Regions from separate parts of the Mus musculus genome. Here region 2 is linked to region 1. The links are chromatin loops, found by intact Hi-C in ENCODE. Cell type or tissue: gastrocnemius. All regions are shown on one strand. Each heading gives the region's core, and the rest is flanking DNA. Links, peaks and the distances in the headings are about the cores only.

Region 1 (6,330 bases), core at 976-4,975:
TTTTGGGTTAAAATTTTGGGGATGGACGGGTGGCCCTATCCCTCAACCAGGGGTCCATGCCTAACCTCTGGATATAGTCTCAACAGGTTCTCCTTCCCGTTTGTGGGGTATTTCAGCTAATGTCATCCCCATGGGGTCCTGGGAGGCTCTTGCTTTCCTGGCATCTGGGACTTTCTGGTTGTTACCCCCAGTTCCCCATCCCCCATTGCTACACACCTCTGTTCAATTTCCTGACCCTCTGTACATCTTCATCTCCTCCCTTACCTGATTCTGCCCCTCTTTCCCCCTAAGTCCCTCCCACCCTCTATTTCCCTTGATTATATTGTTCCTCCTTCAAAGTAGGACTGAAGCATCCACTCTTTGGTCTTCCTCTTGAGCTTCATGTGGCCCTTGAGTTTTATTGTGGGTATTCCACACTCTTTGCTTAATATCCACTTATCAGTGAGTACCTACCATATGTGTTCTTTTGTTACTGAGTTACCTCACTCGGGATGTTATTTTCTTGATCTATCTATTTGCCTGCAAATTTTGTAAAGTCATTGTTTTTAGTAGTGGTGTAGTACTCCATTGTGTAAGTGTACCACATTTTCTGTATCCATTCCACTGTTGAGGGACATCTGGTTTCTTTCCAGCTTTTGGCATGACTTTAGACAGATTTTATACACACACACACACACACACACACACACACACATATATATATGTGTGCAGTTCAGGATATAGAAATCTCAGCTACTTACTTCTCCAGCACCATGTCTGCCTGCATGCCACCATGCTACCCACAGTGATGTTAATGGACGAACCTCTGAAACCATAAGCCAGTGCCAGTTAAATGTTTTCTTTTATAAGAGTTGTCTTGGTGGCCATGGTGTCTCTTCACAGCAATAGAACAGTGACTAAGGCACCCAGTTACACTGCTACAGTGACAACAGAACAGTGACTAAGGCACATGGGTCTACAATTCTAGCACTTGAGAATCTTGAAAAGTGTGGGTAGGAGATTTAGAGTTTGAGTTCAGCCTGGGCTACTTAGAAAAACCGTTCCAGCAGGGAAGAAAGGGGAAAAGCTGGGCATGGTCTTCACACTTGTAATCTTAGCACTTGGGAGGTAGAGACAAGAGGATCAGGAGTTCAAGGCCAGCTTCAGCTACATTGTGAGTTGGAGGCCAGCCTGGGCTACATGAGACCTTGCTTAGAAAGAAAAGAAAGAGAAGAAAAAAGAAAGGAGAGAGAGAGAGAGAGAGAGAGAGAGAGAGAGAGAGAGAGAGAGAGAGAGGCCAGCTAGAGAAGACTCTGTGTTAAGAGCTCTTGCTTCCAGAGGATCTGATAAGTTTCGTTTCCTGCACCCACATGGTGGCTGACAACTGTGACAGGTCTGAGACCTTAGTACAACTGACTCCACGGTCAGTTATTTCCTGTTCTCGTTAACTGAAGTGTGTCAGCCCAGGACATGGTTTTTGGGCTTAAGAGCTCGCCCTGAGCAAGGTTTAGAGCTACACTGGGATCCCAAACACTGAGTGTGGTTACCAGCTGGCTAAGAGAGACTTTTCATTGGCTGAAGCCCATATCCAAGCAGTCTTCTCTGGCGGATGCCCCACAACAGCAACAATCTATTATTCTAGGTGGAGATGATCTGTCTTCTTCTGGCCAACATGGGCACCATGCATAGGTGGTACACACACAGAAAGGCAAAACATTCATACACATAAAATAAAAAATAAATAGTTCTCATACACATAAAATAAAAATAAATGGCTCTTGAAAAAGAAAAAAAAAGGATAAAGGAAAAGCAGAGGAAGGGTGTGGCTTAGTGATGTTATACATAATACTTGCTTATCACCCATGAGGCTCTACATTCCATTATTGGTACTAGGAAAAATATAAGTTTTCTAACTTCATACTCACAAAAATTTTGTGAGAATGACAGTGAATGCCATTAATTTGTTTGGCATTCCAAAAGTACTTAATAGGCAGTGCTCAATAAATAATTCAGATTTAATTATGAAATATTAAACATAAACACTCAGGCCATATAGTGCACACACACCCTTTTTCCCCCTCCTTCCTTCTTCCTGGATTGAACATATAACTGATGGAATCAGAGAAGCCACTGTGGACTATGGGGGTGGCTTTGATAGAAACTGCATGAAGTGGAGTAGAAAGATAGACTTTGGGTTTCTAATGAAACCAGGAAATTATCTTAGCAATTAGATAGTTTATCTCCAAAATCCCCCCCCCCCACGACAAGTTTCTACTGTAGCTCTGACTGGAATTCTCTATGTAGACCAGGTTGGCCCTGAACTGTCAGAGATCCTTCAGCCGCTGCCTTCCAAGTGCTGGGATTAAAGGAATACACCAGCACACCTGGCTCAAATGCTTCTTATCTAGGAAATGTGTTTTTAAAAGATCACAGTACATGGCTTGGATGGCTTTGAACTCACTAAGTAGCCCAGGCTGGACTCAAATTCTTAATTCTCCTTCCTCAGCATCCAAAATACTGGCGTTACAGGTAAGTGCCACCATGCCTATTTGAAACATTACTTTCTTTTTTTTTTTTTTTTTAAAGATTTATTTATTTATTATATGTAAGTACACTGTAGCTGTCTTCAGACACTCCAGAAGAGGGAGTCAGATCTCGTTACGGATGGTTGTGAGCCACCATGTGGTTGCTGGGATTTGAACTCCTGACCTTCGGAAGAGCAGTCGGGTGCTCTTACCCGCTGAGCCATCTCACCAGCCCGAAACATTACTTTCTTAATCCTCTTCATTTTTCTTTTCTTTTCTGCTTCGTGTACTGAGTCTAATTTTGCTGACCTTCAAGCACTGAGCTAAGTGATGGGCAGAGAACAATGTTAGTCATGGAAAATTTTTTACTAGGCAGTTGGAGTCAAAGTGGGGAGACATCTGAGAAAATCTCCTTTCTTTGAAACTGGATCTCGGATAGCGCATGCTGCTCTGGAAGTAGACACAGAGAGACAAGAGTGACCCTGAACTCCTTATTCTCTTTGCTGGCTTGGAGATTTTCTTTCCTTGATACAAAATAGTAGAAGGCTGCTGAGGCCCTCTCTTCTGCTTCTGGACACTGTCCTAAAGATAAGATAGTTCAGTTTCAGTAGCTGTCTGCTGAGCTTGTGAGAAGCTAGTCTGATGGCCCAGCTAATGCCTGGTGATAGCAGAATATGGAGAAAGAACCTGGGTCGTGGTGGAAGCTACAGATCTGCTACTAAATTAATGGACCCGGAACCTGCCAAGTACTGGCTCTTGTAAATCAGGGATTAAAACGTCCTTCCATTTCTGAGCCCTCTGCAGCTGGACTTTAGACAATTTGTAGCAAACTTCTGAGTAGAGTTGTGGAGGTTAAGGTCCAAAGTGTGGCCACAGAGTAAAAGGCTGAAGTAAAGGTGAAGGTCATGGATTGTCAGGAGGTGAGGAGTGGAGAGGCCAAGGTAGGGTGTGGACAACCTCATGAGATGACAATTGTCCAAGGAGATGGCTTAGGAGGGATAAGAAGAGCACAGGGCAGCAGGCAGTGAATGGGGGAGGTCAAGTCAGGGAAGCAGCAGGGCACTGGATAGTACAGAGCTTAAAGAACTGCTGTTGTGATGGGAAGAGGGACTAGATAACAGTCAGGACGGCTTTGCTTCTGGAGAGTGAAAAGCAGCTGCAGTCAGGTAAAATGAGGCCCATCTACCATCCCAGCTAAGCAGCTGCCGGAGACAGGAGAATATGAGCTCCCAGCCAGGCAGAGCTCTGTAGGGCAATGCTGCCTCACAAAGCCCAAACAACAGCAACCTGGGCGTGGCCAGTGCTCCTGTAACCCTAGTTTGGAGCATGGGGAGCCAGAAGGTCTCTGGTGCTCACTGATTGCCAGTTGAGCCCCAGACTGGAAGAGAGCCAAGCAAAGTGCGCCACCACGCCCGGCACCACGTCTCAAGAGAATAGAGTGACAACTGGTAGTGGAAGATAGATTTCTTTCTTTGGTCTCCTGCGAGCGTGCACACACACACACAAACAAAACAAAAATTCCATAAAATAAAGCAATCCTGCCACGTAGATCTCTCTCGTTTTGGAAGACCTGGTTCTGGCACTCTTTCTAGCTTTAGTGTTTCCGAGTGTTTGCCTTTTTCTTGTCACCTTATGGAGAGCCTCATGTATACAGGATTTGAGCTTTTGGTCTGATAAACATGCTGTAGGTATCTTTTCTCCATCCATGGCTTCCTTCTCACTTTTACACAAACACTTGTTAATCCTACATCCTTTCCTACAGGTGACAGGTAACATTGTTTGCACTGTTTTCCTCCTTCCGGGTTTCAGGGTGCACGCAGCCGCACTAAGTTGGCACTCTCAAAGTACAAGGCTTTTTTTTTTTTTTTAAAGATTTATTTTTATGGGGCTGGGGAGATGGCTCAGATGTTAAGTGCATTAACTGTTCTTCCAGAGGACCTGGGTTCAATTCCCAGCACCCACATGGTGGCTCACAGCTGTCTATAACTCCAGTTCTAGAGGATCTGACACCCTCACACAGACACACATGTAGGCAAAACACCAGCGCATATAAAATAAGAATAACTATATCATCTAAAAATATTTATTTTAGCCAGGTGTGGTGGTGCACACCTTTAGACCCAACACTTGGGAGGCAGAGACAGGTGGATCTCTGTGAGTTTGAGGCCAGCCTGGTCACAAAGCAAGTTCAGGATAGCCAGGGCTAGTCACACTGAGAAACCCTGTCTTGAACCTACCCACCTCCCTATCCCCCACATTTTATGTATATGAATTGGTTTTTTATGTTTGTTTTTTGTTCCTGTTTTTGTCTTTTGGTATGTATGTATGTATGTATGTATGTATGTATGTATGTATGTATGTGTACCACTTGTGTGCTTGGTGCCAATGGAGGTCAGGAGAGGGCATCATACCCCCATCCCCCAGAGATTCAGATGGTGTGAGCCACCATGAAGGGCCTAGGAACCCAAGCCAGGGCTTTTGGAAGATCAGCCAGTGCTCTTAACTGCAGAGCCATCTCCGCAGTGCCTGCAGTGCTGGATTTTGAACTCCTTGATCTCCTTTGCCACCAGAGCAGGTTTCACAGAGCACTCTGGCCCTCTGGGTGGATGAGGTCATGCAGTGCAGCTTGGCCACCGTATGCTGATCCAGAAAAGGTTGGTGGGTCTGGGGACCAAGCTCTGGGTGCTCTGGGATGCATAGCTGCCACCTTTCTTTTTTTTTGTTTTGTTTTGTTTGTTTGTTTGAGACAGGGTTTCTCTGTATAGCCCTCGCTGTCCTGGAATTCACTCTGTGGAGCCTCAAACTCAGAAATCCACCTGCCTCTGCCTCCCGAGTGCTGGGATTAAAGGCGTGCGCCACCACGCCCAGCAGCTGCCACCTTTTTTTTTTTTTTTAAGATTTATTTATTTATTATATGTAAGTACACTGTAGCTGTCTTCAGACACACCAGAAGAGGGCATCAGATCTCATTACGGATGGTTGTGAGCCACCATGTGGTTGTTGGGAATTGAACTCAGGACCTCTGAAAGAGCAATCAGTGCTCTTAGCCACTGAGCCATCTCTCTCCAGCCCCGCTGCCACCTTTTAATGGGCCCTCAGACTTGTATCCCCAACACTGGAGTATCCCCCACCCTGGAGCACAGGTGGGATCAACGTGCAGAGTTGGCCTAGAGTGCCACCATCTTAGCCCTCAGACAACCTTTTCAGGGTGGTTTCCTGTTTCCTTGCTTGAGTGAGGCAGATGGCTACCTTTGCTAAACAGAGCAATGCTGAGCCTATTGCTTTTTTTTAGCCTTCTCCTATGGTGCCTAATAGAGGCTCTGTACTCAACAGAAGCTCAGAGAGTCCCAGAAACAGGGCCATCAAGATGTGTGCATTTACCCCTTACAAACCTGACAACCTGAGTTCAAGTCCTGCAACGGAAAAGTTGTCCTCTGATCTGCACTTCTTCACAGCCCTGCTATAAATAAATAATTTTTAAAAAACTCTCTACTGAGGGGTTTCATGGGACTGCTCTTGATAATAATAACTCAAAATGGAACACCAAGTATGGATGTGGCAGGAACAAACTTATATTCATCATTTCCTTCACTCTATTCAATAACACTAGGAGTTTACACTGCTGTCCTTTATCTAACGGTGGAAACACCCTCACAGGATTCACCTCTGCTTTAGAGCTGGAAAAATGACCGTGGCAGATTAAATGGCTCCCGAAAGATGTATTCACATCCAGGCTAGCATGTGCTAGAAAGATAAGTAAACAGGTATGCTCAAACAGCAGCTTTGGCTTCTGTATGACGTATGATCCTAGCTCCAGCCCCTTGTG
Region 2 (6,330 bases), core at 1,049-5,048, 51 kb before region 1:
GGTGGTACATGCCTTTAACCCCAGCACTCAGGAGGAAAAGCCAGTCAAATTTGTACTTGAACTCAAGGCCATCCTGGTCTACACAATGAATTCTGGGCCAGCCCTGTCTCATAAAAATAAATAAAATAAATAATAAAGACAAAAGAAAAATGTCAAATCTACGGCTTTTAGTAGCTCAGTTACCTCATACATGGCAATGTACTATTATATATGTTGATATGTGGTTTTATGATTTGATTAAAATAAACTCATGTATCCTTTCTACTTAGAAGCAGGTCATTCAGAATAACTTGAATCCATGTCTATATTTCACAATTTATTTTTCTAATCTTGAAAACGTTTTAACTTTTACAACCACTACATCTGTGGCTTTTCCTGAAACCTCAAGTAATATTTCAGTTGATTAAAAAGTATTTGAAGCTGGGTGTGGTGTCGCACGCCTTTGATCCCAGCACTCAGGAGGCAGAGGCAGGCGGATTTCTGAGTTCGAGGCCAGCCTGGTCTACAAAGTGAGTTCCAGGACAGCCAGGGCTACACAGAGAAACCCTGTCTCGGAAAAACCAAAAAAAAAAAAAAAAAAAAAAAAGTATTTGAGCCGGGCAGTGGTGGAGAATGCCTTTAATCCCAGCACTTGGGAGGCAGAGGCAGGAGGATTTCTGAGTTCAAGGTCAGCCTGGTCTACAGAGTGAGTTCCAGGGACAGCCAATGCTATACAGAGAAACCCTGTCTTGAAAAACAAAAAACAAAAATAAAAACAAACAAACAAAATGTAAAACATATAAAATATTTTGAAGTTTGTATATATTGTAGAACTTCTAAACTAGGCTAAATAGCAGACGGATAATCTCACCTACTGTGGTAGTGTGTGTGTGTGTGTGTGTGTGTTTGTGTGTGTGTGTATGGTGTGTATGGTGTGTGTATGCGCGCGCGAGCGTGCGCTTGCGCAGGGCGTGCACAGAACAAACCTTTAAAGGCAGGCATGGTGGCTAGCAATGGTTTTACTCTATTGTACACTTAAAAGCATGTACTCTTTAATCCCAGCACTCAGGAGGCAAAGGCAGGCTGATCTCTGAGTTCAAGGCCAGCCTAGTCTAAAGAGATGAGTTCCAGGACAGCCAGGACTACACAGAGAAACCCTGCGTCAGAGAGGAAAAAGAACAAACAAACCTTAGTTTCAGTTGAGGGTACTGTTCAGTTGGTAGAATATATGCCAAAGTGCCTGATACCCTGGGTTGAATCCCCAGCACTACATAAATCAGATGTGGTGGCACATTCCTATAATCTCAGCACTCAGATACAGGAGGATCAGAAGTTCAAGTCATAGAGAATTTGAGGCCAACATGGGCTGCATGAAACCATTAAAACAAAACAAAACAAAACAAAACAAAACAAAACAAAACAAAACAAAACCAAAAAAAACCCTCCTGGACCTACTGGGTCCTGCAGTGCAGACCTGTAATCAATCCTAAATCTCACGAGACTGGTGGATCTAAAATTCAAGGTTAGCCTGGACTACAAAGTAAGACCCTGTTTTCAGATTTCAAGGGTAGAGTATGGTAGCTCAAGCTTGTAATCACAGAAGGACTGCCATTGAGTAGCTTCCAGCTAGGGCTTCCAAGTTAGACTGGCTCAAAAGGAAAATAAAAGGATGGGGATGCAGCTCAGCAGATATGGCTCCTTCCTGCCTCACATGTAAGAAGCCTGGGTTCAATGCACAGTACCACAAAGTGGTACACATGCTGTAATCCCAGCACTCAGGAAGCAAAGGATTACAAGTTCAAAGTCATGGGGGTTGGTGAGTGGCTCAGGAGGTAAGGCACTTGTCCAAGTCTCACAGCTTGAGTTTACTATTTGGAAGCCATGTAACGAAGGGAGGAAAGAACCAACTCTAAAAGATAAGTCTTCTGACTTCACAAAAGCATGACCCAACCCTTATATAATAATAATAGAAATTTTAAAGTCCAAGGTAATTTTTTGCTATGTGGAGAGGACAAAAGCCCACCTACAACACATGATATGGTCTCAAACAAAACCTAGCAATAATAATGAGCCAACGACTTTCCAAGTTCACAAAGTCTCACTCTAATCTGTCTTTACAGACTTAAATGTTTATCTAGCTCATACAAACACCTAAGTCTACAATGTTCTCCCTAAAAAGAGTAAATGATTTGGCCAAGGTCAAACTGCCAATTTATGAAAACCCCTATCTCTCCAACTCTGAAGCAGTTAACCTCTAAAGAGTGAACCTTTAGCATCCTTTCTAATATCAAGATTGCATTTAAAGCTTTGTCCTTATTTACACTGATAACTAAGGAGTAAATTATTTTATCCAAATGCAAACAGCAGATAAAGGTGCTTGCTGCCAAATCCAACAACCTGAGTCTGATCCCCAAAACTCACAGGGTGTAGAGACCCTACTCCTGCAAGTTGTCCTCTGACCTCCACACATGTACTAAAGCAACATCCCCACCCACCTCAACACATACACACAAATAAATAAATGTAATAAAAAAAAGTTTTGCTGGGTAGCAGTGGCACATGCCTTCAATCCCAGCACTCAGGAGGCAGAGACAGGTAAATCTCTGTAAATTCAAGGCCAGCCTGGTCTACAGAGTGAGTTCCAGGACAGCCAGAGCTATACAGAGAAACCTTGCCTCAAAAAACAAACAAGTTTTCTCTCATAAAATGTGAAACCCAAATAAAACAGTATCTATTTCCTCAAAGAGCAAGTCTATGGCGGGGCTGAATGATGGTTTAGTGGATAAAACACTTATTGTGCACAATCATGAGAAATTGAGTTCAAACCTAAGCACCCACAGAAGAAGCCAAGTATGGCCAAGCCCACAACTCCAGTGTTGTGGGGAGCACAGGCAGGAGGACTGCCAAGGCTTGGCGGCAGCCAACTTAACTCTAAATCTCTGAGAAATCTGTCAGGGGCATATGGTGCAGGGTGATATGACACCTGACTGTCCTCTTCCATTCTAGGCATACACATGTGCACATTCACCATACACATACACACATTGACCATACACATACACACACAAAATACCAGAAAGCAAGCAAGCCACTGTTGGCCTTTCTGTAGGGACTAAGCTCAATATGCTGCTGTTACTATAAATAGTATGGTATGAAAATGCTTCTCTTTTCTGGGGTAGAAAACTATGTCTAAATATTAGGGTAAAGTTTCTAGACGTGGAGAGAAATGGCAAGTTTCTTACTAGTAAATACTGCTTTTTCTTCTTTCTTTTTTCTCTTCCTTTCTTCTCTTGAGAAGGGTCTCATGTAGTCCCAAAGGGCTCAAACTTGCTATATAACTAAAAATGACCATGAATTTCTGATCCTCCTGAGTGCTGGGATCACTATGTTATGCTGTGGGACAAACTAAAGGCTTTGTGAATGCTGGGTGGTCCTCTACTTACACTTCCAGAACCACATCTCATAATTCGTAATATAACCAGGCTGATAATTAGGAATGGTACTTAGAATATATTCAGCTATGTTAAAGAAACCAGGAAACACAAGATAAAAATCATTTCAATGCCATGCAATCTTTTTATGGTATTTCTTATACTGAAGTGTGACTGCAAGTAGTTTTTTCCTGATGCCCCCTCCTTCCCCACCCCAAAAAAAGCCTCACAAAATTCTTAAAGCAGGAGGAATTTTCTATTTGAGTATCCCTTAGGATCTAACACAGCAGCAGCTCAACAATTTAATCCAGCATTGTGTCCAAGTCTGTAACGCCAGCACTGGGAGGAAAAGGCAGAAGGCTCATGAATGCAGGACCAGCATCAGTTACATAGTAACTTAGAGGCCAGCTTGAGGTACATGGGACCCTGTTTCAAAAAATAACAAAACCCACTAACATTTCTATTCTTTGTTTCCTTCAAGTCTTTGTGTCAAAGTTTAAAACAGAAGAAAACATACCTCCACTCTATTGTTTTGTTTATTTATTTATTTATTTATTTATTTATTTATTTATTTATTTATTTATTTATTTATTTTTAAAGACAGAGTCTCTTTAGACCAGGCATAACAGGTTGGCCTCAAACTCAGATATCCAGCTGCCTCTGCTTCTAAGTACTGGGAATAAGGCTGGCTCTAGCTCCTTACTTGTAAAAGCAGTAAATATTAGAAAACCTTATGTTGCTGATACCAGTCAGTCCTATATGGTGATGCTAACAAAGCCCTAAGGAAGTAGTGAGTCAGCACATGAAACACAAAGTATAATAAGAGATTGAACAGGAAGGCATCTGCAACTTCATAGGCAAACCCTCAGTAGACAGGGGTGGGGTGGGGCATCCTTGGAATTCTAGCACTTGGGTCAAGGTCATCCTTAGGTACACAGTGACCTAAGGCCAGTCAGTGTTAGCTATACTACCTTTTTTTTTTTTTTGGAAGGGGTGGGGGGGAGATACAAGACCCTGACAGATTTAAGTCAACTGCAGAAGATTACCTAAGACAAAAACTACAACATAAGTCTCCCAGGTATCTTTCCAAAATGAACTGCTTTGTGAGCTGGGGCAAAATGGATACTTTGAGGAACATTTTAAGATATTTGGAAACAGAAAGTCTTTTACAGTACTGGGAGACTTCTTTATATTTGTCTGATAAGTTAGACCAACATTGAAGGAATAGAAGCTAATTTGCTTCTTTATTGCAGATAACACCTTTTTTATCTACATATTTCGGCTGGGCGTGGTGGCGCACACCTTTGATCCCAGCACTTGGGAGGCAGAGGCAGGTGGATTTCTGAGTTCAAGGCCAGCCTGGTCTAAAAAGTGAGTTCCAGGACAGCCAGGGCTATACAGGGAAACCCTGTCTCAAAAAAAAAAAAAAAATCTACATATTTCATCTTTATGCCTGCACCAATCTGAAACAATGTCTTTGCACTCTAATTACTAATCACCTCTTCTCCCTCTTACAACTTCCTTTACAAATCACACCATTATCCACTTCCTTTTTCTCCATAGGTATCAAAAAGAGCATATTTAAGCAAGCATTTGATTACAGCTGGTGAGGCTCCTTTAAGAAGCCAACCAAGCCTTATTCTGTCTTAGGCATTTATAGGGAGATTAATTAACACAAACTAAATCGAAAGATCACACAAATGAGAAAAGAATAAACATTAATATTCATGGTGGAGACAAAGTATGCTTGAGGGCCAAGAGATGTTGGTGACTGGCAACTAATTGTCTCAAGGGGTTAGGCACTAATCCTCAGGGACCGAGTCTTTCTTTTTCTTTCTTCTTTTTCTGGTGTGTGTCTCTTTTTGAGACAAGATCTTAGGTACTAGTCCAGGCCGCCTCAAACTTGCTCAGTAAACAAGGATAGCCTTGACCTTGACCTTGTGCTTTCGCTGTTTTAGAACTTACTATATAGACTGGCCTTGAACTCACAAAGATCTGCCAGCCTCTGGCTCCCAAGTTCGGGAATTAAAGGCATGTGCCATGATGCCATTCTTTCTTAAAAAAAAAAAAAAATCATTATCATTGTGTGTGTGTGTGTGTGTGTGTGTGTATGAGCGTGGGTAATCAGAGGACAACTTACAGGAGTCAGTTCTCTCTTTCAACCATGGGTTCTAGAAATCTAAACTGAGTCATCAGGCTTGCTCAAACCATTTTTTGCTGCTTCATCTCACTGGTGTGTGTATGTGCGTGTGTGTTTTATGTGTGTATGTGCCCATGTGCTCACTGGTGCATGTGTGGTATATATGTACTTTGTGTACATGACTATAGCATTAACAGATGTAGCCATTAAGTCTGAGGATAATTTTATTATAATTTAAAGGAAAAATCCCAGAACAAGCACGCTGCAAATCTTGGCAGCTGTCAAGAGAAGGAAATGGACCAAGAGGAAGAGAAAACCATGCCACTGAAATCACCATGTTCAGCAGTGGAGGTTAGCATGGGGTATACAAGCAGCACGGCACATGGCTAAGGAGGGGTTATAGTAAGGAGGGGTTAAAACTTCACAGAAGAAAGAGCAAGAGAGGTCAGACTATCAGGAAAGCATGCTCTAGAAAGAAACAGAAGAAAAGGAAAAGGGAAGAGAGGAGGGCACACTAATACAGCTGCATGGCTGTGGCTCCATAAGCAACTGCCCAGGTCTCTCCTCAGTTTTAGACCTTTGTTTTTTGAGACAGGGTCTCTCACGAATCCTAAAGCTCACTGATTCTTCTAGGCTGGCTAACAAATATGCTTCAGAGATCTGTTGCTCTCTGCTCTGCACTCCCCACTGTAGGAGGTATGGATGCGTGCAAGTACTATGCCTGGCTCTTAGGTGGGCTCTGGGGACCCAAACTCAGGTCCTCATGCTTGTGAGGCAGGT

Evidence for each region. Peaks named below come from ENCODE experiments on the same cell type or tissue, not always from the same donor. Only the 100,000 strongest peaks of a DNase experiment are listed, where the experiment ranks them.
Region 2: a loop joins it to region 1, with 2.8 times the contacts of the local background. A loop is called at or near these places in 4 of 42 quality-filtered maps.

What each region holds. Positions count from the first base shown.
Region 1 is chr2:155,088,647-155,094,976 of GRCm38, reverse strand. The region is part of intron 2 of Gm45609 (a long non-coding RNA gene); the gene reads right to left. Among named protein-coding and RNA genes, the nearest start is that of 2310005A03Rik, 8.3 kb to the left of the region's middle. In gastrocnemius, for the core only: no CTCF peak of the experiment used is centred there; no DNase peak of the experiment used is centred there; H3K4me3 peaks cover 279 bases.
Region 2 is chr2:155,140,218-155,146,547 of GRCm38, reverse strand. All of the region lies in intron 2 of Itch (itchy, E3 ubiquitin protein ligase), which reads right to left. Among named protein-coding and RNA genes, the nearest start is that of Itch, 9.9 kb to the right of the region's middle. In gastrocnemius, for the core only: no CTCF peak of the experiment used is centred there; a DNase peak (open chromatin) is centred at 2,889.